Linked DNA regions of Mus musculus: region 2 is linked to region 1. A link is a loop called in an ENCODE intact Hi-C map of the cell type or tissue named here. Cell type or tissue: gastrocnemius. All regions are shown on one strand. Each heading gives the region's core, and the rest is flanking DNA. Links, peaks and the distances in the headings are about the cores only. Region 1 has its middle 12 kb from the start of Rhbdl3. Region 2 overlaps Rhbdl3 (rhomboid like 3).

Evidence for each region. Peaks named below come from ENCODE experiments on the same cell type or tissue, not always from the same donor. Only the 100,000 strongest peaks of a DNase experiment are listed, where the experiment ranks them.
Region 2: it touches region 1 in a loop (8-fold over the local background); 32 of 42 quality-filtered maps call a loop at or near these places.

What each region holds. Positions count from the first base shown.
Region 1 is chr11:80,281,755-80,297,013 of GRCm38, forward strand. No RefSeq gene overlaps it. Among named protein-coding and RNA genes, the nearest start is that of Rhbdl3, 12 kb to the right of the region's middle. In gastrocnemius, for the core only: CTCF peaks have their summits at 5,589 (motif pointing right) and 9,465 (motif pointing left); DNase peaks (open chromatin) are centred at 5,597, 8,158, 8,357 and 9,483; H3K4me3 peaks cover 1,529 bases; H3K27ac peaks cover 1,141 bases.
Region 2 is chr11:80,342,954-80,358,212 of GRCm38, forward strand. Rhbdl3 (rhomboid like 3) reads left to right here. Exons shown (of 9, transcript NM_139228.3): 8 at 3,873-3,933; 9 at 10,459-13,033. The coding sequence ends at 10,730. Among named protein-coding and RNA genes, the nearest start is that of 5730455P16Rik, 27 kb to the right of the region's middle. In gastrocnemius, for the core only: a CTCF peak has its summit at 12,051; DNase peaks (open chromatin) are centred at 9,053 and 12,144; H3K4me3 peaks cover 232 bases.

The DNA of each region.
Region 1 (15,259 bases), core at 2,514-10,513:
AGTGACTCAGTCCTCATGTTTCTCTCTCTCTCTCTCTCTCTCTCTCTCTCACACACACACACACACACACACACACACACACACACACACACATGTGTATTGTGCTTTGCTTGCATGTATTTGTGTATAGCATGTGTTTCCTACACCCAGGGAGCTAGGAGTTAAGGATGGTTATAAGGCATGGTGTGAGTGCTGGGAACTGAGCCCAGGTCATCTGAGAGAATTCCAAGGACTCTTAACCACTAATCTCTCAGTCTCTCTCTCTCTGAACACATACACACACACACATACACACACACAGATCTCTCTCTCTCTCTCTCTCTCTCTCTCTCTCTCTCTCTCTCTCTCAAAAAGCATAACCCTATATAACCCCACTCACCTCCACTTTTGAAATTTAGTCTTTTCTAAGTAAGTTAAGAAATCCAGGGCAAGGTTTTATTTTTCAACTTTTAAAGATGTTGTTTATCTATGTTAGGTGGGGTTTTTCTGGGAGGGAGGGTATTTTTTTGGTTTGATTTTGGTTTTTCGAGACAAGGTTTCTTTGTGTATCCTTGGCTTGTCCTGGAACTCACTCTGTAGACCAGGCTGGCCTCGAACTCAGAAATCCACCTGCCTCTGCCTCCCAAGTGCTGGGATTAAAAGTGTGTGTGTGTGTGGGGGGGGCTGGTGAAATGGCTCAGTTGGTAAGAGCACTGACTGCTCTTCCAAAGGTCCTGAGTTCAAATCCCAGCAACCACATGGTGGCTCACAACCATCTGTAATGAGATCTGATGCCCTCTTCTGGAGTGTCTGAATAAATAAATAAATAAATAAATAAATAAATAAATAAATAAATGTGTGTGTGCACCACCAATATCTGGCTGATATTGTTTTTTCCAAGACAGGATCTCACTATGTAGCTATGGCTGTCCTAGAATTTAGACCTAGCTGGTCTTAACCTCACAGAGATCTACTTGCCCCACCTCTGAGATTACAGGTGTGCAGCATTGCACCCAGCTTCTTGGGATCACACCCAGCTTCTCCGCATTACACCCGTTTCTCGGGATTGAGCGCGGTCATCATTAGACTTGGTGGTGAGCACAGATACGGGCTGAGCTACCTCACCTGCCTTGCATTTATACATTTTTAAGAAATATTTATTTATTGTATATAAGTACACTGTAGTTGTCTTCAGACACACCAGAAAAGGGCACCAGATCTTATTACTGATGGTTATGAGCCACCATGTGATTGCTGGGAATCAAACTCAGGACCTCTTAACCTCTGAGCCATCTCTCCAGTCCACATTTATACATATTTTAGGTGTATTTTTCATTTAGGTGTATGAATATTTTGCCTGCATCTGTGTATGTGCACCATTTGTGTGCAGTGACCATGGAGGTCAGAAGAGGGCATCAACTCCCCTTGAACTAGCGTTACACATGGTTGTGAGTCACTGTGTGAGTGCTGGGAACAGAACCCAGATCCTCTGGAAGAGTCGACAGGGCTCTAACTGCTGAGCTGTCCCAGCCCTAACAAGTCATTTATCTTCTTAAATTATGTGTGAGTATGAGCCAGGCACAGAGTCCAGAAGAGGACACTGGCTCTCTCGGAGCTGGAGTCATCTGCCAGAACAGTAGGTCCTCCTAAGCACTGAGCCATCACTCCAGCTGCCCCTCCCCAGGCCACACACAGCTGCTCTGTGTCCCACTGCTGGCTGCTCAGTGATACTCTTATTAGTTTTAATTTTTTTCTCTTTTATTTTACATAGTGTCTGTTACTGTGTCCATGAGCTGACTGACTTTCTCCCACACCCCCACCCCACCATGGTTTCCAGCATCTTTCCCTTTTAGACATTGTGTCTTACATGTTCAAAAATTCAGTTTGGGTTTTGTTTGTTTTTTAACATCTCTGAGCCCCATAATGATACTCTGTTACAAACAAGCAACAACAGATAGACAAGGCAGAGGCACTGATCTTTCAGTGGCTTCTCTCCTTAGATACAAAGTCACTGTTTGATGGCCAGTAAGGCCTCTCAGCACAGCTTTCCCTGACCATCCTGTACTTTCACACACACACACACACACACACACACACACACAGGCACACACACTAACAAAACTCTCTCTGTAAAAGCCAAAGCTGGGTGCTGGCGAGATGGCTGAGTGGGTGGGAGCACTGACTGCTCTTACGAAGGCCATGGATTCTGGTCCCAGCAACCTTGGCTCACAATGAGATCTGACACCCTCTTCTGGTGCATCTGGGGTCAGCTACAGTGTACTTATGTATAATAATAAATAAATCTTTGGGCTGGAGCAAGCAGGGACTGAATGAGCAAGGCTGACCTGAGTGAGCGGGGTTGACTGGAGCTGGCAGAGGTCCTGGGAATTTGATTCCTAGCAACCACATGGTGGCTCACAACCACCAGAGTATCAGATCTGTAACAAGATCTGATACCCTCTTCTGGTGTGTCTGAAGACAGTGACAGTGTACTCACATATATAAGATAAATAAATCTTAATTTAAAAAATAGAAAAATAAATAGCCAGACATGGTGGTATACACCTATAGTCATACAAGTCAAACACTCAGAAGCCAGGAGCAGGAGGATTGCTTGGCCTACATAGCAAGCTCTTGCCTATTGTTACTGAAGTAGACCCAGACTTAAAAAAAAGAAAAAAGAAATTAGCACATTTTATAAAAAGTGATTTCTAAAGTTCTCACATGTCATTTAATTATAGTAACCAGGCATCATAATTAATATCACCCCCACCCCCATTACAAACACGATGATTCGGAAACGGAAGGAGTTTGATTCTCCTGCTATAGATCCAGCCTTGCAGCATAACTGGGCTTAGCCCCCTGCCCTGTGTCTACAGACGCCTCACTGGTCTTTAGAGGCAGCAGAAAAGCTCTTCTCAGAGTTGACTTTCGCTTGTGAGCCTTTCCCAAGGGACCAAGCAGAACTTCCCTTAAGGACGTGATATAAGCAGTCCCACATTTCTGAGTCACACTACCCTGAGAAAAGCCCAGCATAGCAGAGCGCATACCACCTGCAAATGCCCAGGAGAGCCCAGGGCTTATTTTTAGCCAGATAGGGAAAGTGCCGAATATCTTCCAGGAGAGCTGGCACCTGGCAGGCTGCTGATACAGCTGTGCTTTATGTAAGCCAGGGCCAGAAGGGAGGCTGAGGTTACAGAGAGACAGGAGCTTGGCCCACCTCTACTTGCCGAGGCTCTGTCAGCCAGCACATTCTGTCGGGTCATAGGTCAGGAGTTGTTGCTGGAGAGAGGGTGATTTGGAGTATGCGGAGAACACAGGAGCGGCTGGCTCCCAGAACTGAGGAGATGTCAAAGCAGATGTCAGAGCTCTGTCCACCTGCCCTGTTATCCAGGGTAAATAAAAGAACAGAAGTGCTTTCAGACGGCGCAGTTTTAAAGCAGAAAGAACCATTCCGTTCACTTTGACCACACATCTCTGGTGTGCCAGAGGAAAGAGATCTCCAACACCTCGTCCTGGAGCTACCAAGACCCCGCACCGGCTCGATCCTGCAAGCAGCAAGTGCAGACTTTTGCAGGAGCGATCCAAGTGCCTGTTGGTTTTTCTTTTTTCTTTTTTTGGTTTTTCGAGACAGGGTTTCTCTGTATAGCCCAAAGAATTATTTACCTATTTTGAGTATATAAGTATACTGTAGCTGTCTTCAGACACACCAGAAGAGGGCATCTGATCCCATTACATGGTTGTGAGCCACCATGTGGTTGCTGGGAATTGAACTCAGGACCCTGGAAGAGGAGTCAGTGCTCTTAACATCTGAGCCATCTCTCCAGCTCCTATCAACGGTTTCTTAAGATCAAATATTGGTATTCATATTCTTTCAGTTGTGTAAGCAAGATTTCTTTTTATTCCTACCTTGGTCTGTTTAAGCATATTAATTTATGGAATGGCTTGATTTATTGCTGAAGAACCAGGTCATTTGTCCTGTAGAAGCCATGTTATATCCCTATGATGTCATTTACTATATCTCTGTACATTTAAAAAATATACTTATTTATATTTTATGACTATGAGTGTTTGCCTGCTTGTATGTATGTGGACCACAGAGGCCAGAAGAGGGCATCAGATTCCTGGGTTGGGAGTTACAGAGAGTCATGAGCGGGTGCTGGGAACTGAACCCAGGTCCTCCACAGGAGTAGCAGGTGCTCTTAACCGCTGAGCCATCTTTCTAGCTCCTATACATTTATTTAACTTTTATTGCTTTAGTTCTTGTGATTTGATAGTTCCATCTGGATCCAGGCAATTTTGTAGGAAGCATTCCGTAGGTCATGAGCTTCAATCCAAAGCAACACAAGTCTGATTTCTCTTTGTGGAGTCATTATCTAGACCCTCTGTTTGACTCTGCATGACTTGTTTTGGTTTTTTTTGTTGTTGTTGTTCTTATTGTTGTTTGTTTCTTTTTAAAAAAGATTTATTTATTTATTATATATAAGTACACTGTAGATGTCTTCAGACACACCAGAAGAGGGCATCAGATCTCATGTGAGCCACCATGTGGTTGCAGGGATTTGAACTCAGGACCTTTGGAAGAGCAGTCAGTGCCTTAACCACTGAGACATCTCTCCAGCCCCCTGGTTTTCTGTTTCTTTCTTTTTTTTTTCTTCTCTTTCCTTTTTTAAGATTTTATTTATTTATTATATGTAAGTACACTGTAGCTGTCTTCAGACACTCCAGAAGAGGGCTTCCAATCTCATTACAGATGGTTGTGAGCCACCATGTGGTTGCTGGGTATCAAACTCTGGACCTAAGGAAGAACAGTCGGTGCTCTTAACTGCTGAGCCATCTCTCCAGCCCCCGGTTTTCTGTTTCTTGAGACAGGGTTTCTCTGTGTAGCCCTGGCTGCCCTGGAACTCACCACATAGACCAGGCTTGGTCTTAAACTCTGAGATGTGCCTGCACCAGCTTCCCCAGTACTAGGACAAAAAGTGCTCACACAACTACCTGGCAACTCCTAGTGTAATTTACACAACAAATGTGACTGAAATGTCTGTCCCTGATTAATAGACTCAGAAAAGAACTTATCAGAGAGTGTGTTTATTTTTACTCTCTGAAGTAAGCCCCGGTGCCTGCATACTGGCTGGTTTGTGTGTCAACTTGACACAGGCTGGAGTTATCACAGAGAAAGGAGCTTCAGTTGAGAAAATGCCTCCATGAGATCCAGCTGTAAGGCATTTTCTCAATTAGTGATCAAGGAGGGAGGGCCCATTGTGGGTGGTGCCATCCCTGGGCTGGAAGTCCTAGGTGCTACAAGAAAACAAGCTGAACAAGCCAGGGGAAGCAAGCCAGTAAAGAACACCCCTCCATGGCCTCTGAATCAGCTCCTGCTTTCTGACCTGCTTGAGTTTCAGTCCTGACTTCATTTGGTGATGAACGGCAATGTGGAAATGTTAGCTGAATGAATCCTTTCCTCCCCAACTTGCTTCTTGGTCATGATGTTTGTGCAGGAATAGAAACCCTGACTAAGACACTGCACTGTATAGCAGCATTAAGGAATTGCCCAGGCTAGCTCCCAGGTAACTTGTTGGCCCTGAGGGGTGCTAGGGGCTGTTCTTTCCACTAGAGGGCACTGTGGCTCCAGGACTTCACGTGGCTACTAGCCAGCTTTGCAACTCCAAGGCTTCTCAGGAGGCAATATTTAGAGCATATTCGATATTAGGCACCAATTGGTTGCTTCCTGTATCAAGGATGGAGCTAGAAAAGGTCAAACACGATGTCCTGTGGCTCTGTATTGGGAAATGGTTTCTTCGTATTTCCCTTTTAAAACATCAGCTATGTCATCTTGTAGAATCTATTTTAGCCCTCCAACGGGGTGCTGCCTCCTGCTGTAAACTGAAATTTTGGTTACCTGGTTAGATTTTCTAACTGCCATATATGGTCTTTTTTTGGAATGAGAACGTATCCAAGTAAGATGCCAATGTGTGTTCATGTCTGAGGCACTTTATTTTTTGTTTTTGACACCATGTGTTGAATGTGCTGCAGAGAAGGAGGAGTCTGATGCTTACTGAGAGCTGCCTGAGCCATACATACCTCTTTCCCTTTTCTCCTTTCTTATTGGTGTTGCTTTTTTTTTTTTTTTTTTTTTTTTTAAATTCAGGCACGGTCTCTCTGTATGTCCTTGGCTGTCCGTGGAACTCACTCTGTAGATCAGGATGGCCTTGAACTCAGAGACCTGTCTGTCTTTGGCTCCTGAGTGCTGAGATTAGAAGTGTGAACCACCATCACCCAGCTCCCTTTTCTTATTTTATTATTCAGATTTATTTATTTATTTAGTGTACTTGAGTACTCTGTCACTCTCTTCAGACACACCAGAAGAGGGCATCAGATCCCATTACAGATGGTTGTGAGCCACCATGTGGTTGCTGAGAATTGCACTCAGGACCTCTGGAAGAGCAGTCCGTGCTCTTAACCACTGAGCCATCTCTCCAGCCCTCCTTTTTCTCATTTTTATCTGCACCCAGCAAGATGGATGATAATAACCCAATTTAAATCCTGAAGAAGAAAGCCAGGTAGGGGTGGTGCATACTTTCAGTCCCAGCACTTGGGCAGAGGCAGGCAAATACCTGAATTCACGACCTGCCTGGTCCCCAGACTGAGTTCCAGGACACCAGGACACCCAGAACTACACTGAGAAACCCTGTCCTGAAACAAAAACAAAAGCAAAAACAAACAAACGTCCCAAAGAAACTGGAGGCTGGAAGCAGCTCAGCGCAGGGCACCTGCCAGGGTTAACCCTGCATTTGGTCTTCAGCACCACCACAACAAAACCCTACAAACTAAAAAGAAAGGGGCCTGCCAGGTATACTTGTGGTCCCTGTACTTGAAAGGCAGGGTAGGAAGATCACTGCAAGTTCAGGGACAGCCCGGTCTGGTAGTTAGGTCCAGGTCAGCCATAGCCATAGGAAGAGACTCTGTCCCCCCCCCCCCCAAAAAAAAGCACCAAGCTGAATAAATAAATAAAACCAAGGAAATGGTTTCATTGAGCATAAGCTGAAGGTCACGGGAGGACATCTAGATGAATAATTTTTTTTTCCCCCACCAAACCTGTCGTGCCACACTGACTGCCATGGTTCCAGGCTGTAGAAAACAATGGCCGTTGTAATAAAACCTTGACACTCAGGAGGTCTTTTGATAGCACTACAACACAGAAGTGATAGTAAACAGGTATCTGATCATAGGGTCCTAAGAAGTGTTCTCATAGTGGCAGCTTATATGTTGGTCTCCAAAACCCTCTTGGGAGCTACGACGATGGCTTCTGCTGAGGGAAGCACCGTCCTCAGACGCATGACATCATCACTGGGGCTCTGCTCACAGAGATTCCTTTGTGCTGACGGCTACTCACCCCTCCCCATCTCCAGGACCTTTGGGGGTACTGGCATCATGCCCCCGATACCCCGGAAGCAGGTGGCAAAGCCAAGACCCACCAAGTCTCTATTTAAATCCTTTTTTTTTTTTTTTTTTTTGGTTTCTCAAGACAGGGTTTCTCTGTGTAGTCCTGGCTGTCCTGGGACTCACTTTGTAGACCAGGCTGGCCTCGAACTCAGAAATCCGCCTGCCTCTGCCTCCCCAGTGCTGGGATTAAAGGCGTCTGCCACCACGCTCGGTTTAGCAATGAACTCTTGAATGTCCTGCATTAGTGCAGTGAATACATTTGAATACCTTTCCAGATATTTATTTATAAACCCACTTACACACTCCCAGCCTCACCCTTACTGTCTCTTGCCCCCATGACACAACCAAATCGGTCATCAGAGTCCCAGCTGTGCTGGTCCCCTGAACCTCCTCCATTACATTAAGGAGAGGATGCCTGCTGGCGGTAGGGAGCATGGATTTACTGGTTTAAGTTGAGGAAAAAGATACAGGTGGCGGGCGTCAAAAGCAGCAGAACCAGGAGGCATTCAGAGAAACCTAGTCCTGAAATTCTCAGCTTTAGGCAGTCACAGCATTGAGGTTTGGGGAAGCAAGGACAAGCGTGGGTGTGTTCCAAGCCACCAACCTCTCGCTAACAACCCTGGGATAATGAATGAGCCTTCAGCAGACGCCTTTGCTCTCCGGTGAAGGGAGCGCCCACTGCAGACCGTCCCTCTGCAAATACCATTGTGCTCCAAGAACCATCTGGCAAACGTGCTCCATCCTTCATTCCTCCAGTGTTCCTGGTAATTCCCGGACTTGTGCCCCCGCCCCCTTCTTGGATATAAATTGCTGCAGCAAACCAAAGCCAGTTGAATGTTTTCCGGAGCTTCCTAGGCTTCCCCTAGCCTGGTTAACCCCATAGCTCACTGCCTACGGAGCTGCTCACGGCTAATGAGCTCTCGGAAGCGAGCACCTCCCTCCTCTACTGTTCTCGGTGCGGTTTTGGAGTGTGCAGAGCCGGTAGAGGAGATCCAGACAGAACAGAGCGATAGCAACCAGATGGAGAAGCTGGGCAAAGCACATGCGTTCTCACTGTAGGACGTCCTTTATGGAGAAGGGACAGGTTAACTCCAGCTCTGCAGAGGACTTGGACAGCTCCCTGAGGAGGCACAGCCGGCTGCCACAGCTGTAGGGCTGATCACGTGCTCCATGCTTCCTGCTGCACAGGGGCGAAAGCCTAGGAAACTGAACCTGCCCACTGCAGCCTCTGGGTCCTGTCTTACACAAACCCAGTTTCCTCTCCTGACCTAGCTTGGTGGTTTACAAGGCTGGAAAGGCGGAGGTCATCAGGGACCATCAGAGCAAGCTTCCTGCTTCCAGCCTGTCTCACTGATTGCATTCAGAGAACAGACGAAAGCATAGATTTGTTCCTTAGTCCTTAGTTGGTGGCGCCCTTCACAGACAGGATGGACACACTGAATTATCAGCCATAGCTCTTCTCATCCACACCTCCTATGGTCTCTGGATTATCCTAAAGGGATTGGGAGATAAAACCTAGACTCCCAGAGTGTCATGACCACCCTAAGGACACCGAACAGTTCTTATGAAGTCCCACTTTCTGATCTTAGTACATGCAGTTCCTACTGTCTTGGACACCTCAAGAACCACCCACTTGTAGGTGCCTCGCTAACCTCGGTGTCTGGATGCAGCACTAGGAAAGAAGTTTGTCAGTGGTGCTTTGGAAGGAAAGCCATGGATGGGGATGCCTATCCAAAATGCACGAGGCGCAGAACTCCAGCCCCAGCACCACAGAAACCATCCATGTGACTCGTGTTAGCAATCCCAGGAGGGTCAGAAGTTCAAGGTCATTCTCAACTACACAGTGAGCCTAGAGGTGGGGTGGAGAAAGAAAGTCATGAGCAGGTAACAGGATTGAGAGATACAGCCTCCCAGAGCTGCAGAGAAGTGGTTAAGAGCAGTCGCTGCTCTTTTCCAGAGACCTGACATTGTTTCCTAGTGCTCGAGTTGGACAGCTCCCAACCACCTGTAACAACAGCTCTAGGCAATCCAGTGCCCTCTTGTGGCTTCTGTGGGTACCAACACACATCTTGCATATACTTGCACAGCCACAATCACATAAATAAAGATACATATTTTAAACTATTTTAGTACTAGGCAAGGTGACACATACTTTTAATAGCAGCACTTGGAAGGCAAAGGTAGACTGTGAGTTCAAGGCCAGCCTGGTCTACAGCTTTAGGCAGTTCCAGGCTAGTCAGACTTACATGGTGAGACCATGTCTCAAAAAATAAGGCTTAGAGTAATAGCTCAGCAGTTGAAAGCACTGGCTGCTCTTCCAGAAGACCTGAGTTCAATTTCCAGCAACCATATGGTACCTAGCAACTATCTGTAACTGCAGTTCCAGGGGATCCAGTGCCCTCTTTTGATCTCCAAAGGCACTGCAAGCATATATAGAGATTCAGGCAAAACACCCATATATGTGAAATAATTAAATTTGTTTTGTTTTTTCGAGACAGGGTTTCTATGTGTAGCCCTGGCTGTCCTGGAACTCACTCTGTAGACCAGGCTGGCCTCGAACTCAGAAATCTGCCTGCCTCTGCCTCCCGAGTGCTGGGATTAAAGGCGTGAGCCACCACCGCCCGGCGAAATAATTAAATTTAAATTAAATATATAGACACAAAAGTCTGCCTCCCAAGTGCTGGGGTTAACATGTGTGTTTTGGCTTGGCTTTTATCTTTGTAGATAAAATAATTTTGACCTTCGGTAAAATTCTCCAGGTCTTTTCTCTGGTTCCACAAAAGATGAGATAAGGAACCTCGCCTTCCCAGGAGTCCTGGGGCTCAATAATGACAGAGCTTGAACAAGAACCCAGCTCTACTGACCTGTTTTCCTGATATCAGACACTAAGGAATCCTATCCTGAGCTGTAGCTTCTCTGTTCTGCCTGGGAAAGAAGGCTGATGGGTAAAGATTAGGCTTCTGGGCCAGAAGGAGACAGGGGAGGGTCAGAGAGACAGCAAGAACTGGGAGGCAGGCCATAGCTCCCCTAGTCCAACCTCCGCCTTTGCAGAGGAAATGGAGGCTGGTGGGAACGAGGAGATTGTCCAAGGTAATGGAGCAAGCTGAAGATAGAGCCGAGCTGAAGATACAAGCCTCGTGGTCTCTGAGGCCAAATCCTGGCCCAACTGCTATGCTCTCAGGAGTTAAGAGTTAACATCCCATCCCTGGAAGGTGGTGAACCCAACCAGCTGCTCTCCAAGGGGCAGGTCCCCAGAGTCCTGGGCTCTTCTAGGCTTTTTCTTTCCCTCTCTTGGTGACACCAAGTAGGGTGCATACTGCATAAGTAATAATGAACACTCTCCTTTCAGGGAGGAAGGCCACCACATCCAGACAGGCAATGTGACAGATGGTATTTACAACAGGCACTGAGGAGTTCCCCCAGAGCCTCACTTGGGCTGTGTGCGTGAGACAAAGGAAGCAGAGTTAATGCCCACTGCCTCTGCCTATCTCAGGCAGCTGCTGCTGCACTGCACCGCCGTCTGCAGAGCCTCCCCGGGGCTAGCTAGCTCCGATGTGACTGAACATGACGGTTCAGGCTGTTTTTCCTCAGCTGCCACTGCTGCTTTCTGGTCATAAAGCCTGCCTTGTGCACCCCGAGACACTCTTCACAGAAACCTGGACTGGCACTCTCCCTGAAAGGAGGCTGGTGAAATCCTGTTAGGCCATCCATACTGACTCTGAGAGGCTGCCCTAAGGCCTGTGGAGCAAATATCGGTCTACTTGTCTGGAAAATGGGAAACAGATGGACTACTTCACTGAGCATGTACTGTACAGAGGTGTGTGTGTGTGTGTGTGTGTGTGTGTGTGTGTGTGTGTGTTGATGCTATTGTTGGCAATCGAATTCAAGACCTTGTGCATGCTAGGCAAGCACCCTACCACTGAGCTACACCCCTAGTCCAGGATATCACTATAACTTAGAACTGCCTTTGAGCTCACTCTGTAGCCCCAGCTAGCAATGGAGTTGGGGATCATTCTGCCTCCAGACCGTTGGGGTTGCCATTTGTAGACTTTCTATGTGCCAGGAACCAATCAGGGCACTATAAACAGTACCACATCCTTGCCCTTATGAACAATGTTTTCTTATGTAAAACTTGACCGCAGGCCGGGCTTGGTGGCACACGCCTTTAATCCCAGCACTCAGGAGGCAGAGGCAGACAGATTTCTGAGTTCGAGGTCAGCCTGGTCTACAGAATGAGTTCCAGGACAGCCAGAGCTACACAGAGAAACCCTGTCTCAAAAAAAAAAAAAAAAAAAAAAAAATTGACCGCAGACCTTGTAGCTAACTGTCCTTGGCCCTCCAAAGTTTCCTCGGTTCTTTCCCTCTGGACTCCAGAGTCTAGAGTCTGTTGGGCGACTGGTAACTGGATTTGAGCAGTGAATGCTAAATCAAGGCAAACCTCCCCCCCCTCCCCCCGGTCATTCCACACAGAGCATCTAAGAGAAACCAAACAGAGGCTGAGGCAAGAAGAGCATGAGGTCAAGGCTAGCCTAGGCTACACAGAGAGACTTTGCGAGAGATGGTGAGAAAGTACAATCCGATGTAGGGTGGTCTGCACGGATAGTCCCGATCATTACGGACGCTGAAGCAGGAGGGCGTGGAGTTTGAGGCCAGTCTGTACTATGTAGTGAGATGCCACAGCCTTTTCCTTTCTTCCTTTCTCTTCCTTCAAGAAGCAGACAAGTAGACCGATATTTGCTCCACAGGCTGGGGCAGCTCCCTAAGTATCTGACTTCTGCAAGCCTGCACCTAGATCTTCCATCCCTATTGGGTTACTCTGGGCCTTGCTGGGTTGCTCTGGAAGAGCCCTGTAGCTGGTTAAGGCCAAGGGTATTCATGTCATCACGGACAGAAGGTTGTACTGTTTGTTTATTGATTAGGTTGTTTGCTTGTTTTTGTTGTTGTGTTAAGAGTTGAGTCTTCCGTGCTAGGACAGAGCTCGGCCATTGAACCCTATACTTTATCTCTCACGACGAGCAATTGAATGTGCTGACTGGGTATTCAAACCTCCTCCAGGCCTAGGGATCTTAGTGTGCCCTCAAGTAGAGGCCGTTGTATCTGTTCTTTGGGCCTTTCTGAGGATGGCTTGAAATGACAAATGAGGAAATACGTTGAAGTCAAGGCGCACGTGTGCGAGTGTATCAGTATTATTATGCAGAGCCATCTTTTCTCCATAACATAAAACTTGTCTTTTGTTGGAGGCTGAGAGTAATAACTATGTAATTAGACTTTGTGTCACATCAAGCGAGGCAAGCTCTGTTTTTCATTAAGCAGACATTTGTTTGGCTTCTACCGTGTGTAGCCCCGTGTGTTGTGATGGATGAAAATTGAGTAAGCCGTAATTTTCTTCAAAGAATGCACATGCTGGTATCAGGAAGATAAAACTTAGATTAGTGAAATGCAAGGTCAAAGGAAGGAAGGAAGGAAGGAAGCGCTTCAGAGGGGTGAGGAAGGGCCTGGCCTGCCTTGATGGGACGATTGAGGAACAGGGTTTCCACCAGAGAGACAGGCAGCGTGGCAGGACCTTCGTCTAACAGTGTTGCCTAACCACTGTGCAACCAGACGTCCAGGCCCAGAAGTGGGACCTGGGGACCAGCCGAGTCCCAAGGAGATGGCAGGGAAGGGAGGTGAGTTGAGGCAAAGAAGCTGGCAGGGGCTCTGAATGCCTGATTAGATCCATCTTGGGACTGGCAGTTTCCTCTGGGCCTTTTTGAACTAAACCACTGGGTGCCCAAACCTCTCTATGAAAGGCTTTGGTGTCTGCGAACCTAGACATCTTTCAATAATGATTTAAGTTGCTCAAAAAAGTGAGGGCCCTGGGGTGAAGAGACGAAAGGAAAAAAAAAAAAAAAAAAAAACTCCGCTTGGCAGCCTTGTCCTGCTTGATCTCACAGACAGCGGGCAATGAGGAGGAATGCGGGAGCTGGGGATGGAGGAGGTTGGATTCCAAGTGACCGCCTCCTCCTGGAGCTAGGTCTGCTGTTTGGGCTTGCAGACTTCAAACATGACTCGGGGATTCCTGGAAGACAAAAGAATTCAGGGCTGAGCCTTGGATCTCAGTCAAAAATATCTCATGTCTTCATTTCAGGCAGTTGAAGGAGGCAGCAGCCCAGGGCTTGGCTTGCTGGCTTCTCAGAAGACTGGTGCTACAGTTGCGCTGATTGGTCAGTTTAGATTTGCTGAGGGAGGGGCGTGGCTCTGGGTGCAGAAGGTGGGGAAACCCACCTGTAAAATGTTCGGATGACGAAAGGCTGCCCGTTTTACCTTGCTTCTGGGTGCTGCCTGCCATTTGCTTTGAGTGTTAATTATAGCCCTTAATGTTCTTTCCCTGGCTTCTCATTAGCTTTAGGTATCCACAAACAAACAACTTGCTTCCTGCCTTTTCCTGCCCCCCTTCTCTTGGCTCCCCCACGCCTTCCGTTTGGGGGTTGGAGGCCAGGGTCTTATGCATGCATGCTAGGCCTGTACTCAGCTGATGAGCCCCACTCTGAGCCCCGTCTGATTTTTCAGCCAGGTTGTTCTAGCTCTGAGGCCCAGCTTTTCATCCCTTGGAGGGTAGGTTTAAGAGACAGCCCGCTGACACTCTCCCTGCCATATCATGTCACTGGGCTATCATTAGAGGCTTATCTAATATTCTTCCAGGAGGCCGGGCTTGTCTCGTTTTCTAACAGTTTGTAATCTCAGCACCTTGGCCAGGGTCTGGCAAATAACGGACATTCACCACGCGTTAGTTGAAAGGTGCTGTTGAGCGGCTGCCAGCTTAATCCTCCTAAAGTGCTGCTTGGGTTAGAAGCTGACCGCTTCTTCATCCACGGTTGGGCAAGGGCCAGCCTCCCCAGACCGCATTCAAGGACTTTCTCAATGCGGTTCTCCTCGCTGGCTGTATCAACCATACGCTGTGCCCATCCACTAAGCTCTTTTCTGTCAAGGTCTGCCTCTTGCTTTACCACAGCCGTTCCCTCCATGCAGGAACCCTCTACCCTCGATCCCAAAGCTGCCCCGTTCCCAGGTTCATCTCTACAGTACTCCCCGTCAAGTTTGAGCCGTTCTCCCCAGTGCCGTGACTTGGATAATTAAATCCCTCAAAGGTCCATGGATTCAAGGCTTGATCCCAGCTTGGAGCTTCCCTGGAACTTTAGGCAGGTCGGTACGTCCTTGGGGCTTGGTCTCTGATGGCAGGAGCCCATTCTTCCTTTCTTGTTCTTCAGGCATTAGGGATGCAGTTTTATGCCACATACCCTGCAACATCAGGCTGCCTTACCACACAGCCCCAAAGCAATCGATCGGATCAATCATGGGCCTCCACACATGTGGGCCAGCAAACCTTCCCCACCTGCCTGCTTTCGAAGACAGTCACTGTCTCACTAAGCTTTGGCTTGCCTGGAATTTACTACGTAGACCAGGCTGGCCTTAAACTCATAGAGATCTGCCTGCTTCTGACTCTGGGATCAAAGGTATGTGCACCACCACACCAGCTAAACTTTTGTTCTTTATGAGGTATTTGTGTCAGATAATTTGTTACACTGGCAGAAAGTTGATTTTGTTCTTGGTTATTTTATTTTTTTGTTGGGAACTTCAAAGAGGTCATGGAGCTATGGGTACAGCGTAGTAATCAAGGACTTGCCTAGCATGGATAAACTCCAGGGCTTGACCACACACACACACACACACACACACACACACACACACACACACCACACTACACACACATAAACATGCATACACACATACATGTATACACACATATATATTATGTATATATATATACACACACCATACACACATATGTACACATAAA
Region 2 (15,259 bases), core at 4,363-12,362, 63 kb after region 1:
ATATAATTACTATTTTATGCTTGTTAATTCATTTCATTCTTTACAATCATCTGATAAAGTTGGTGATTGACATAGGGACTGTTTGTGTCAAATTCACAAACAAGGACACTGGAGAAAAGGGAGTTAAGAGCTGGCAAGATGGCTCAGCGGGTAAGAGCACCAACTGTGCTTTTGAAGGTCTTGAGTTCAAGTCCCAGCAACCACATGGTGGTTCACAATCACCCATAATAATGAGATCTGACGCCCTCTTTTGGTGTGCCTGAAGACAGTTACAGTGTACTTATATATAATAATAAATAAATCTTTGGGCAGAGCAAGCAGGGACTGACCGAGCAGAGTTGACTGGAGTTAGCAGAGGTCCTAAAAATTCAATCCCCAACAACTACATGACGGCTCACAACCATCTGTACAGCTACAGTGTGCTCACATACATAAAATAAATAAATAAATCTTTAAAAAATGGGGGGGAGTTAGGAGCCTCCCCAGTGATGTCTATTCTTGATCTGACACAGCCATTATTACTTTCTGTGTGCCTCCACCTCTGCTTTATGTAGTGCCCAGGGCTTTGTGCATGCGAGGGAAGCACTCTACAACTGAGCTATATGCTCAGCCCCGAATAGTGTTCTTTAAGGCTGATCCCAGATGAAGAACAGAAGGAGCATAGAGGCAGAAGACCTCCGCAAGGGAAGACAGCTGAGATATTCTAACTCACTCTACCTGACTATGTCTCAAGACCCAGTGGAAGAGACCACGTCTTCATATGCAACATTGAGACCATGCACATACCTGAAATCCAAGCAGTTGCAGGGCCAAAGCACGAGAATCACAGTTAGAAGCCAGCCTGGCTATATAGCAAGAACGTATCTCAGCCTGGGCTGTCCTGGGACTTACTCTGTAGACCAAGCTGGCCTCAAACTCACAGAAATCCGCCTACTTCTTCCTCATGAGTGCTGGGATTAAAGACATGTGCCAGCCGGGCATGGTGGCGCACACCTTTAATCCCAGCACTCGGGAGGCAGAGGCAGGTGGATTTCTGAGTTTGAGGCCAGCCTGGTCTACAAAGTGAGCTCCAGGACAGCCAGGGCTATACAGAGAAACCCTGTCTCGAAAAACCAAAAAAAAAAAAAAAAAAAAAGACATGTGCCACCACTACCCAGTCAGAATTTACTTTTTAATAAATCATTTTCCTTTCTTCCATCCCTGCCTCCTTCTTTCTTCTTTTTCCTGGGACTAGAACTCAGGGTCTTATACTTGCTAAGGAAGCTCTCCTGCCATTCCACCTCCTTCCCACCCCATGTAACCTTTACATGTACAGTCCGGCCATCACATGTGGTCACACTCCTGGGCAGCAGACAACACCATGCCATCTACAAAGCTTTTTTTTTTATATATCTGAAACTGAAGCATGAGCCTGTGATCATAGCATCTGAAGGTCACGTGGCCTACCACCTTCTGGCTGCAGGAGGAACGAGGTCCACCTCAGGGATTGGGTTCCTGGGTCCATGAGAAGCACTGACCCCTGTTTTGTTCCCTGTCTCTGTGGTAAGATGCTTTGATAGGGGCTGGAGAGATGGCTCAGCAGGTAAGAGCACTGACTGCTCTTCCAAAGGTCCTGAGTTCAAATCCCATCAACCACAAGATGGATCACAACCATCTGTAATGAGATCTGACTCCCTCTTCTGGTGTGTCTGAAGTCAGCTACAGTGTACTTATCTATAATAATAAATACATCTTTAAAAAAAAAGATGCTTTGATAGACACTAGAAGTCCCAGTTTTACCCTGCCATTTGCTTCTAAAGAGACTCCAACAAGCAGATGTTAGACTTTGTCGTTTAAGAGGGCTGTGTGCCGCCCACCTCCATAGTGAAGGGGGCTGGTTGTGGACTGGGTCTCAATGTGCTTCGTGTTGCGGGTCTGGGACTTGGTATCTTCCAGCCTTCCAAACTGATCCTCCTCCTCCTCCTCCTCCTCCTCCTCCCCCCTCTCTTTTTCCTCTTCCTTCTCCCCTACCTCCTAGTCTTCTTTAACTCTGAAAGATTTTAAGTTTATTGAATACAGAACACTTGTTATTTACAAAGCAATTAGCAAAATAACTTACTAGACAGTACATTTTAAAATCCTTTAGAGATGTTTTATCTTATTCACTTCTGTGTCTGGGGCTGAGCAATGTGTGTACCATGCTGCATGTGCAGCGGTTAAGGGGCAGCTTGCAGGAATCACTTCTCTTCCCTCTGTAGGTCCCGGGGAACAGATTTAGCTTATACTTGGCAGCAAGCCATCTAGCCAGCCAAGTAATATATTTTTTAAAAATAACTATAATTGTGCATTTGATTTTTTGTTTTGTTTTGTTTTGTTTTTTCAAGACAGGGCTTCTCTATGTACCCCTGTCCTGTCCTGGAACTCACTCTGTAAACCAGGCTGACCTTGAACTCGGAGATCCACCTGCCTCTGCCTCCTGAGTGCTGGGGTTAACAGCTTGCTTTTCTACCTCTGCTTTTCTGTCCTCCCTCCCTCCCTTCCTTCTTTCCTTCCTTCCCTCCTCTTCCTTCTCCTCCTCCTCCTCTTCCTCCTCCTTTCTTCCTCTCCTCCTCTCCTCCTCCTCCTTCTTTTGGTTAGGAACCCTTTCTTTATCTTAAGAAAATGAAACTCAGGGGCTGGTGAGATTGCTCAGCGGTTAAGAGCGCCGGCTGCTCTCCCAGAGGTCCCGAGTTCAAGTCCCAGCAACTACACAGTGGCTCACAACCATCTGTAATGGGATCCAATGCCCTCTTCTGGTGTGTCTGAAGACAGTGACAGTGTACCCACATACATGAAATAAATAAATCTTTTTAAAAAAAGAAACTGAAACTCTTAGAAGTTATGGCTTGTTCACAGCATTAAGACAGAATACTTCCAGCAAGTTCTGATTAAGAAAAAGGAAATTTTCTCTGCAGTTTTTCCAAGGCTTGCTTCTTCCACTTCCCTACTACTTGGGGCCCCTGTGAAGTTTACAATGTCCTGGAGCAGGGCCTGGGACAGCCAATGGGGCAGACTGAATGGATGGGAGGGAACCAAAGTCCCTGGCTATGCCTAGTTTCCTCTTTAGCCAGGCAGAGCCCAGGCTCACCTCCACTGTGTGTGCATGCGTCTGTGTAAGTGGAATTGTGCTTTGAGTGCTCCGCAGAGGAGCCCCTCAGAAGAACCCCACGGAGGAGTCTTTTGTACAAAGAAAAATCCTTTTGTAAGGTGAATAATTGTATTCTGTTTATTTGCTCTGGAGGCTTAGGGTTTTTTGAGATTTTCTGGGGAGAGAGAGGCCTGTTTGAAGGCCATCTGGCCACTCCTCTGCTCGAGCTCACGCCTCAGGTGCTGAAGCCTCATTTGGTACCTCAGTGACAAGAAACCCATGATCCACACAGCAGGCCCTTAGGTTTGTGCATGTTAGAGATGGACTTGTCTGGAACACAAGCAGTGTTTGCACATTGTCGTGGCTCAGCTTGAGACTCGACCACAGTGAACGTGACCCCTCCTGGGTTGGAGGGTTGGAGGCTCCTGTGGTCCTCACTCATTCTTCACGGGCATGATTCTTACCCTGATGGTTCCAGGTTGACCCTGCTAGGTGTCCTGTTCCACATTTCTTGTCTCCCAGGGGCCACAGCAAAGAGTCCAGATCTCAAGGAGTTCACTGTCGGAGGTGGATCTACATGCTGTGTAGACCTGGGATAATCTCACCATTGTCGGAAATCTTAAAGCCATGCTGGAATGGTCTATCCCTAAGCCCTAGCCCTCACTCAGCACTTCCTGGAGTGGCTTCTTTTCAAGTCTTTTCAAGTCTCTTACCTAAGGGGTGGGGTCTGATCCCAAACTGACAGAACTCTCTCCCTTTCCTCTAGAACTGGTCAGGCATGAAGTGCCAGTTCAAGCTGCTGCGGATGGCTGTGGCCTTGATCTGTAGTGAGTATGGCTGAGCCTTCAGGGACGGGTGAGGGGGATGTGTGTGGAGGGGAGAGGGGGATGTGTGTGGAGGAGTGAGGGGGATGTGTGTGGAGGGGTGAGGGGGACTGTGTGGAGGAGTGAGGGGGATGTGTGTGGAGGGGTGAGGGGGACTGTGTGGAGGGGTGAGGGGGATGTGTGTGGAGGAGTGAGGGGGATGTGTGTGGAGGGGTGAGGGGGACTGTGTGGAGGAGTGAGGGGGATGTGTGTGGAGGGGTGAGGGGGACTGTGTGGAGGGGTGAGGGGGATGTGTGTGTACAGGCTCTGTCCTTACCCTTCAAGAGCCGGTAGTAAAGTGAGGCCTATCAGTAATGTGGCCACAGCAGGGACGTTCTGAGAAAACCTTTCTCTTCATATTGCTTGATACTTCTTAACCTTTTTTTGTTTTGTTTTTTGAGAGAGGGCCTTATGTAGTCCATGTTGGCCTTGAACTCACTAAATAGCCAAGGATGGCCTTGAACTTTTGATCCGTCTTTCTTCACTTCTCACATGCTGGGATTTAGGCTTCTGTCACCGCACTGGTTTTTCTATGGAGCTAGGATTTGTGTGTCCTGGGCAAGCACTCTACCAACTGAACCACATCACCCAGACCCTTCCTAAATTTTAAAAAATGGTTTTTATTTCATGTATATGTATGTGTTGTCTGTCTGTATGTCTGTGAACCACATCTATGTCTTGTGCCCAAGGAGGTCAGAATAGGACATCAAATCCCCTAGAACTGGAGTAATAGAAAGTTAGGAGCCGTCATGTAGGTGCTGGGAATTGAACCTGGGTCCTCTGCAATAGCAACAGATACTCTTCACCACTGAGCCGTCTCTCACAGCCTCACTTCTTAAACTTTTTTTATAGACATGCCTTTAACCCCAGTCCCTGGGAGGCAGAGACAGACAGACAGATCTACAGAGCTAGTTCCAGAATAGCTAGGGCTACAGAGAGAAACCTTCTCTCCAAATCCAAACCAAACCAAAAACCAAACAACAACAACATCAAGAGCAGCATACTTGTAACGGCTAAGCTATCTCTCCAGCTCCAAGAGGATTGAGTTTTGAGGCCAACTTGGACTACTAAAATATTATCTTCAGGCTGCTCTCCAGCCCCCCCCCCCCACTTCTGCCAAAAACAAAACAAAAAGAAATGCTTTCCATTTTAGTAGAGTCACAGACCGTAGTGACACCTATGTGCAGCTTGTGCTGGGACCTTAGTCAGGACAGGTCATTTGTACTGGCTGAGAAGCCTAAACATAAAGACTAGCTGTATTCAGCAACTGACCAAGTGTAAGAGGATATGTAAGCTTTGTGGTTCACACCTTTAATCCCAGCACATGATAGGCTAAGGGAAGTGGAACTCTGTAAATACAAGGCTACTGTGGTCCACATAACCAATTCCAGGTCAGTCATATATAGTGAGGCTCTGTAGAGCTGGTCTTTACTACTTTGTGGGTTCTTTTTCCCACGCTCCCTGGTTTCCTCCTGTCCCCTATTGTTTTTTTAAACAAAATAAATTATTTTAATCAAATATTGCAGAATATTTGATCATACTGTGAACCCAGAGATTGTGTTATTTACTAGAAAAACCTGTTTCTAGTGGTGTGGCTCAGCCTTTAGCATACTCCTTTAATCCCAAACAATGAAGGTAAAGTTAGTTTGTAGAAGGAAGCACCTATGTTTAAAAGCGATGTCTAATTGAGCATCAGACAAAGTGATGAATCAGAGAAAGATTTGACAGAAGAGGATCTGCCCAACTCCCCTGAGAAGAGAAGAAAGAGAGGCTACTTAAGGGAGAGCATCACTGAGAAAAAGAGAGAGGAGACAGTTTAACCAGGGACAGCTGTTCTGAGACAGGTTGCAGAGAAACAAGCTAGACACAGGTGAAGACATAATGAGCTAGAGAATGAAAAGGTGCCAGAAGATTAGAACAGGTTGCTAGGGGCTGGAGAGATGGCTCAGCGGTTAAGAGCACTGGCTGCTTTTTCCAGAGGTCCTGAGTTCAATTCCCAGCAACCACATGGTGGCTCACAACCATCTGTAATGGGATCTGACGCCTTCTTCCAGTGTGTCTGAAGACAGCTACAGTGAACTCATATAATTAAATTTAAAATAAATAAATCCTAAAAGAAATAAAAAAGAGCAGATTGCTAGAGGGCTGGAGAGATGGCTCAGCGGTTAAGAGCACTGGCTGCTTTTTTCCAGAGGTCCTGAGTTCAATTCCCAGCAACCACATGGTGGCTCACAACCATCTGTAATGGGATCTGACTCCTTCTTCTAGTGTGTCTGAAGACAGCTACAGTGAACTCATATAATTAAATTTAAAATAAATAAATCCTAAAAAAATAAAAAAGAGCAGATTGCTAGAGGGCTGGAGAGATGGCTTAGTGGTTAAAAGCCCTGACTGCTCTTCTGAAGGTCCTGAGTTCAAATCTCAGCAACCACATGGTGGCTCACAACCATCTGTAATGAGATCTGATACCCTCTTCTGGGGTGTCTGAAGACAGCTACAGTGTACTTACATATAATAATAAATAAATCTTTGGGCCAGAGATTAGCAGAGGTCCTGAGTTCAATTCCCAGCAACCACATGATGGCTCACAACCATCTGTACATCTACAGTGTACTGCATAAAATAAATAATAATAAAAAGGAACAGATTGCTAGAGCAGAGCAAAGAGTCTGTCTCGAGAGAGAGAGAGAGAGAGAGAGAGAGAGAGAGAGAAAGAGAGAGAGAGAGCAATTAATCAGCTTGGAGAGGAGTTTGAGCCAGGACAGCTGAGTTGAACTGGCCAGAGTTCAGAAAGAAGTAGAAAGAAAGTTTATTTGACAGTAAATCTCAGAGGCTGAAAACACTCTAAGCCTAGATAAGATTGTGTGGAGGCTAAAGTTTCCAGATTAGCAGATGGAGGTAGCCTTGGAGATGACAGGTGAATGAAAGATACTTTTGCATCCTATCTCTAGATAGGAGAAAAAGATGGATGGAGAGAGAGAGAGAGAGAGAGAGAGAGTGAGAGAGAGAGAACCCTGAATTTGAATCTAATTTTGTCTTGTTTCTTCTTTGAGCATGACTACAACAAACCACAACCAACCCTCCTCTCAGGGCTATATCAGGAATATATCATTTATATACCCTCGGAAACATTCCCAGAATTCCAAATGCCATACAACCGCAGAAACTATCTGCAGCGGTCAAAACCACACCTCTGCTAGAGCGTGAGGCAAATTATAGTCAGCTGCTGTGAACAGTCCAAAGCAACCCCCATTCCTACACCTGAGAATAAAACAGAAACACTTTCTAATATCAGTATTGTGTGTTTTATATGTAGTTTATTTTTATTGTATGTGCATTGGTGTTCTGCCTGCTTGTGTGTCTGTGTGAGGCATTAGATCCCTGGAACAGGAGTTACAGACAGAGGTGAGCTGCCATGTAGGTGCTGGGAATTAAACCTGGGTCCTCTGGAAGAACAGCCAGTGCTTTTTAACCACTGAACCATCTCTCCGGCCTTTCTTGTTTTGTTTGTTTGTTTGTTTGTTGTTTAAGAAACCAAAATTACAACTCTGTCTAAAAAGGTGGGGAGGGTGACAGTATGCCTGGCAGAGGTGACACAAGAATAGGCCTTAGTAGGCAAATGATCATGGCAGGAAAAACTGGGGCTTGGGACTGTGTGTACTTGTGAGAAGAAATAAAGCCAACGAGATCATAGGAGTTAGGTGATGGTGATCTTAAAGGCAAAGGCAGAAACCTCCATCCTGATACATACACTGAGAGGCCACGGAAGGCTTACCACAGGAGAGAGGCTGAAGGATATGACAGAGAGACATAGCTGCATTATGATGTCAAAAAATGGATTGAGGGGTTAGAGAGATGGCGTGGTGGTTAAGAGCACTTGCTTTGAAAGTAGGTGGATCTGAGTTCAAATCCCTACCACCCATGTAAGAAAAGCCAAGCATAGTAAGTATACTTGCCTGTAATCCTAGCATAGGGGCTGGCCAGCCAGCTTATTCTAAACAGTGAGCTGCAAGATTCAGGTTCAATTAGAGACCCCATTTTTAAAAACAAAAAGGGGGTGGGGTAGAGGGGCTAGAGAGATGGCTCAAGGGTTAAGAGCATTTGCTATTCTTGCAGAGGACCTGGGTTCAGTTCCAAGCACGCACACAACAGCTCACAACTATCTGTAACTCCATTTCCAGGGTATATGACACCCTCTTCTGGCATCTGTCTTAGGGTTTCATTGCTGTGTAGAGACACCATGACCAAGGCAACTCTTATAAAGGCCAACATTTAATTTGGGCTGGCTTACACTTTCAGAGGTTTAGTCCATTATCATTATGGCAGGAAGCATGGCAGCATCCAGGCAGGTGTAGTGTTGGAGGAGCTGAGAGCTCTACATCTTGATCAGAAGGAAACTATCTTCTGAAGGCAGGCAGAAGGAGGGTCTCTTCTTCCTTGGGTGGAGTTTGAACATTAGGTGCCCTCAAAGCCCGCCTACACAGTGACACACTTCTTCCAATAAGGCCACACCTCCTGAGCCAGGCAGTGGTGGCACACGCCTTTAATCCCAGCACTTGGGAGGCAGAGGCAGGCAGATTTCTGAGTTCGAGGCCAGCCTGGTCTACAGAGTGAGTTCCAGGACAGCCAGGGCTATACAGGGAAACCCTGTCTCAAAAAAAAAAAAAAACAAAACAAAACAAAAAAAAACAAAAAAAAACAAAAACAAAAAAACAAAAACAAAAAAAAACAAAATAAAAAACCAACTTTTTCTGGGGCTGGAGAGATGGCTCAGTGGTTAAGAGCACTCACTGCTCTTCCAGAACGTCCCAAGTTCAATTCCCAGCACCCACATATAAGCCCACACCTGTCTGTCTGATGTCCTCTGGTGTGCAGATATACAGACATGCAAAGTACCCAAATACATACATACATACATACACCTTTTTTTCCAATGATAAAAGCTGACACAGTGATGGAGGGGTGGAATCCATCATCTTTCACACTGTTTTTCTTAACTGGCTCCAGGAATAAGCTCAGCAGGAAAATGCCACCAGGTTGGCATGGCTGAGCCAGGCCCCACTGCTCCTTTTCCCCCCTCTGCTGGCTGTCCTTGGAATTGCAGCTCTTTCTGAAGACACCTAGCAATCTATGGTTTAAGGTGGAAAGAGGCACTCTGGTACAAGAAGTGGTACAACATTGCCGTCAAAGGGCTGTCTTTTAATCTGCCAGACTTGCCTTGGTTTGCCAGTCTGTAAAATAAGGATAATACCTTCTCTCTCAGGGACCAAAGAGATGGCTCAGTGGTTAAGAGTGCTGGCTGTTCTCCCAGAGCACCGAAGTTCAGGTTTCAGAATCCACACTGGGCAGCTCCCACAGACCTGTAATTCCAGCTCCAGCTCCAGGAGTTATGATGTGCTATTCTGACCTTAGCAACACACACACATACACACACACACACACTACACACGCATACACACAACGCACACGTGATGAAAACTTAAAAAGCAAAAAAAAAAAAAAAAAAAAAAATGTACTCTCAGCCTGACTTTATGGTCCATGTCTTTAATCCCAGGACCGGGGAGACAGATCTCTGTGAATTCAAGGACAGCCTTGACTACATTGAGTTTTAAGATATCTAGAACTCCATAGTAAGGCCCCATGTTGGAAAGAGGAAGGAAGGAAGGAAGGAAGGAAGGAAGGAAGGAAGGAAGGAAGGAAGCCAGGCAGGCAGGCAGGCAGTCTGTCCTTTTACCATGACTTGAGTACTGGGACACAGGATGGCACTATTGCCCAGCCCTGAAGTTCACAAAGGGAAGCACTGGTCCGTAGTGAAAGTGGAGCCTAGACTTAGCGCTCTTCCTTCTTTATCCTCATTCCCTCTCCATCCCTTTCTCCTGAGCACAAAGGTACTGGCTCTCAGGATTTTCTGGAGGTTTCTAAGTAACACGTGGAAACAATCTACAGAGTGTCATGTTCGGCGCACACAGAAGTTGTTGGCCATGTTCTACCTGTGCAGCCAGGCTCACCAATGCTGAGCCATTATACCAGTGGACAGATGAAAAAAAAATGTCCCGGCAATGTAGCATGACCACAGAGATACCAGGGCCTTCGGACAGAGCTGTGCCTTTCTTAGGGTCTCCTAGCAGAACTCCTCTCAACATTCAGGTGACAGGCCAAACATCTTCTCTTGAGACGCCCTGTCTGACATTTCCTCAAGAGGCCCTCTTGGGGATGCCCTGCCTTGTGCCCAGCTTGGATTTTTCTATTGTTTTTTTTTTGCCTCATTCCTGAAACTCTCAATGAAATGGCCTTGTGAGTGTAATTAATTGATGATTTATCGCCAAGCCCCATAGACTCTTGAGATAGTTTTGTCTCCCTGATTGCTGCCCTTGGCCTCATGACAGTGAATGAGTTAATGGACGCTGGGTGGCCAACCTGTGTGCCGGATCTCTCCCCAGCCCCTGCCGGGACCATGCTATGATGTGTCTCTGTCTCCTCCCTTTGCAGTGAGTATGGAGTTCGGAAGGGCTGTATGGCTCCGTTTCCACCCATCGGCTTATCCCCCGTGCCCCCACCCAAGCTTTGTGGCACACTTGGGTGGCGTGGCCGTGGGCATCACCCTGGGCGTGGTGGTTCTCAGAAATTACGAGCAGAGGCTGCAGGACCAGTCGCTGTGGTGGATCTTTGTGACCATGTACACCATCTTCGTGCTGTTTGCTGTCTTCTGGAACATCTTTGCCTACACACTGCTGGACTTGAAGCTGCCACCCGCCCCCTAAGGGACCAGAGGTCCAAGGCAGGGCGGGGAAACAGAAGCATCCCGAGAAAGTACCTGCATCTGCTTCTCATCTCCAATTCAGTGAAAGCAGGGAGAACCGGAGACTGTTGGAGCTGGGGGGTGCGTGTTGCTTTGAAAGGATGGTGGGGAGATGGATGTGGCTGCTGTCATCTTTCTAGGCTGGTCTGATGATATGGAGTCATGGGTAAGGTCTGAGGCAGGGTAAGAGTGGCTGTCCCTGTGGCTTGGGCTTGTCCCATGCATTCCCTCTCACTGCCACAGAGTGAGCAAATAGCCCTCTTCCCTAGTCTCCACCTGGAGAGACACAGAGAAGTTCTGAGGATAGCCACAGCCAGGCTTGCCACGGCCCAGAGGTGACTGTAGGCTAGGCCACATTCTCTTTGCAGCTCAAGGTCTGGTGCTCTGGCAATGGATGTGATGGCTTTGATCCGGGGGAGCCCAGAGCAAGCCAGGCTCCAGTCCTGTCAGTGGTGCTATGGCATTGCTCCTAGGGCTGGGCAGGGAGATGCTATAAGCTCCAGGCCTTTTTCTTGCCCTAGGGGAGGGCCCTGTGCTGAGGTAATGACTTTCTTCATCCCAGGTTCCCCCAAGAGAGTTCCAGGACGGTTTCTTCTTCCTGCCTGTAGTCACGAGTCAGCATTCCAGACCATCGCTCTGCATCCATGCCCTATCTGGACTGTGGGGTCTCTTCTTTCCTTTCTACTGCCCTGACCCTACTTTGTGCCTCTCTCTTTGGGTGTGGAGACAGGGTTTTGTGTGTGTGTGTGTGTGTGTGTGTGTGTGTGTGTGTGTGTGTGCAATGTCAGGCAAGTCAGAAGCTGCAGAGGGAAGAAGTGGGAGACAATGTACACAAGAGGATATCTACAGGGGATTTCTGGAATGGGTAGCAGCAGTGTGCTCTCCAGTGCTCGCTCAGTGGCCTTGCCTTTAGCATCATGCACCCCCTTTCCCATCTTGCCCTCCCAAACACCTGCTGAGCACCACTGACTGGTGGAAAAACTGTCGAGCTAGAGGGAAGACCAAAGCACTACCAGACATTTGAGAGAAAACTCTCAGCTGTATTCTTCTGGTTCTCTTGGGGGTAGCTTTTGTGTCTGTACTGCCGCCTGTAGAAGGAAGTCTTTGGGATGAAAGAAAGCCCAGGACAGTGATACTGTGGCCATCTCTCCATGTGAATTAGTGGGACAAGAAGCTGTAGTAAAATATATTTTGGTGGAAAACGTAGCCTCTGAGAAGAATTGGGGAAGCTTGGGTGAGGGAATGTCCCCAGTGAGAGCAGCTGAGGGTTAGATGGCTCCATCTACAGGGACTTGGAAGTACTCTTACAGGGAAGTGAGATTGGGGGGCGTGGCCTTGTGCTGTCCATACCCCAGCAGCCTGGGATGCCACATCAGGTGTTTGGCAAGGTAACTGTAGACTCAGAGCCCAGTGCCTCTGCTCCTCTGAGACAGTCTACTCAGGCTGGCACGAGACGCTTCTGGGGACCCTAAGTGGAGGCTGTGAGGCAGGTGACCTTTATAGGGACTTTCAGCCCCTGGGATAAGGAACCACAGGTCTGAGATTGGAGGGAGGCAGGAGGATGAGAACTGCTCCTGGTCCTCTCACCATCCCAGCAATACCTCCCAGCTCATCTCCATTCTCCTGAGTCCCTCAGCCCTTCCTCTCTCCAATGTGGCCACCCATCAGGGCTGGGAGTCACTCCTCATGCTGGAGGCTGTAGGTTGGCCTCAAAGGCTGGGGAATCCCCAAACAGCAGCTATGTAGACTAGCTTGCATTTAAAGGGGAGAAGACTCATGGAAACCAGACAAGGGAAAACGGGCTTTCAAAAAAAGAGGAATTTCTCTTTAATGATACCATTCATCACTTGATTTTTTTTTTTTTAATTAGGAGAAGCTCCCTAACCGGGCTCTTTAAATTCTGCATTTCCATGTGAACCATTCTTGCCTAGAGCATTAGTGGAGGCATCGCTCACCGAACCCAGATCTTCCTCTAGTGTCCAATTCAGTTTGCAGATAATGAGGTTTACCCAGTGCTGTGTGCTTCCCAGGGCTGGCTGCAAATCGTTGACTCTCCTCTGCCTTAAAAACAGTGCCCGTCAGTGAGCTGCCCTCCCAGGACTAAGTGAAAATCAAAACACTAGCCGCGACGTTGGTTTCTAGATATTTTTGTATTGTGTACATTCTGTATATTTTTGTTGTAACATATTATTTGAGCACAGATTCCATTAAAGATTTTTTTAAGCTGTTGGTTATTCAGGGAGTGACCTCAAGGGCTGCCATGCTACCTGCTTTGCCTGTGTCTGGTTCATGGTGGGTGGGGAGAGTGAAAACGGGCAGTGGTGGGTGGGTGGCTCTGGCACTGGTGGTTGGCACTGTCTTCCTTAACCTTCTCAGAGTGGTTGGTGAACACTGAAGGTTCTTTCCATGAAAACACACCCACTGGGCTGGAGAGATGGCTCAGCGGTTAAGAGAACCGACTGCTCTTCCTGAGTTCAAATCCCAGCAACCACATGGTGCCTCACAACCATCTGTAATGTGATCTGATGTCCTCTTCTAGTGTGTCTGAAGACAGCTACAATGTACTTACATATAATAAATAAATAAATCTTAAAAAAAAAAAAAAAAGAAAGAAAAGAAAAAAAGAAAACACCCACATAGGTCGCTTCCCGGACAGTTTTCGAGGTGGGTGCCAGCAGATAGAGAGGAGTCTCAGCCCCCTGTCCCCTCAGGCCTATTTTTCCCTTCCATTCATCTAGTTCTAAGTACCTCCCTCCAAGTCGCTCTAGGGATGGACAGTTGGCCACAGAATGAAGAAATGACAAATACGTGGATTCAAGAATGGAAAATCTGGGATTGAGTGGATGTGGATGGAGAAGCCCCAGCCCTGCCCCACGAGCTCAAAGTGTTTATATATACTGTTGGACAGGCAACTCAGGTTGTGGTATCCAGATGAACAGGAAGGCAAGTGTAGCTAACCTCGTAGACACAGTCTCTGTAGGGACGCAGTCTTCAGGCCATAAACATGTGGAGGGGCAAAATTACGGTAGACATTCTCTGCACACTATCTATATTCACACACAGACCAGAGGAAACCTTTCCCATCTCTCCAAGTCTCTTCCAGGGAAGGCATTGCTGCTCCTGTGGGGATGACACACTGGGGTCTTTGACATGGCCTTGTCTTTGTCAACAACACATCTACTCAGGAATATATATATATATATATATATGTATATATATATATATATATATATATATATATACACATACACATATATACATACATGTGTGTATATATATGTGTGCATGTATATATGGTATGTGTATATATCTTAATATACTATACATAATATTATTTATTATGTAAAATATATATTATGTATTATATATACCATACATTTTTAAGATTTATTTTATTTATATGAGTGCACTGTAGCTGTCTTCAGACACACCAGAAGAGGGCTTCAGATCCCTTTTATAGATGGTTGGAAGCCACCATGTGGTTGCTGGGAATTGAATTCAGGACCTCTGGAAGAGGAGTCAGTGCTCTTAACTGCTGAGCCATCTCTCCAGTTCTATTTATTATACTTTTATACATGATTAATACATGTAGATATGTTCATATATTAATCATATATATATATATACATATATATATATATATATATATATATATATATATATCTCAACCACACATATGTGGTTAATATGATTGTATTATGATAGAAATCTCTGAGATGTCCTAGAGACCTCTTTCTCTCCCTCAGTAAGCCCAGTGCTTCCAGGTTCCATCAACATCAACATCGTAATCTTGAGAACGGTGCCTGGTCGAGTTCACCTCCAGGAGGGGGAATGGAAGCTCCATATATGCTCAAGGCGAAGCCTGGGACTCTGGGAGTTTAACAGCTGAGCTGGCTTTGCATGGATGAGGCTTGGAGAAGCCAACTCGGTGTCAGGTCAGCAGCAGCCTGTGTATCTTTCCAGCTAACTGCTATTGAGTGCTGGAGGATTAAATTGCCCTGTTAAGTACAGAGTGGGGGTTACTTCCCTTCACATCAATTTCCTGTGTATTATTGGAGAATGTTTCAAAACACCGCAGGAGCCATCCCTGAACTAAGATCAGGAGTGCAGTTGGTTCAGGCTGACTGATCGCCCACTTGTACCATGCGCAGAGCTGAGTCCCCTGCAGAGGTTTTCCACTGAAGTCTCCCAGGCTCCAGGTACCTGAACTGTGGCTTCAAGGCAGCTCCTTGAAGACCCAAAAGCTGCTTCCTTCCTTACATTGCCTTTGACATCCTCCCATTTCTCTTTCCTTTCCTTTCCTTTCCTTTCCTTTCCTTTCCTTTCCTTTCCTTTCCTTTCCTTTCCTTTCCTGTCTCTTCCCTCCTGTCAGACTCTCATTCATCAAGTAACTTGCTAAGATGTTTACCAGTGATAATTTAAGAAATGAAAACAAACTGAGCGTGGTAGCATACACCTTCAGTTCCAGCCTCAGAGGCAGAGAACAGGCAG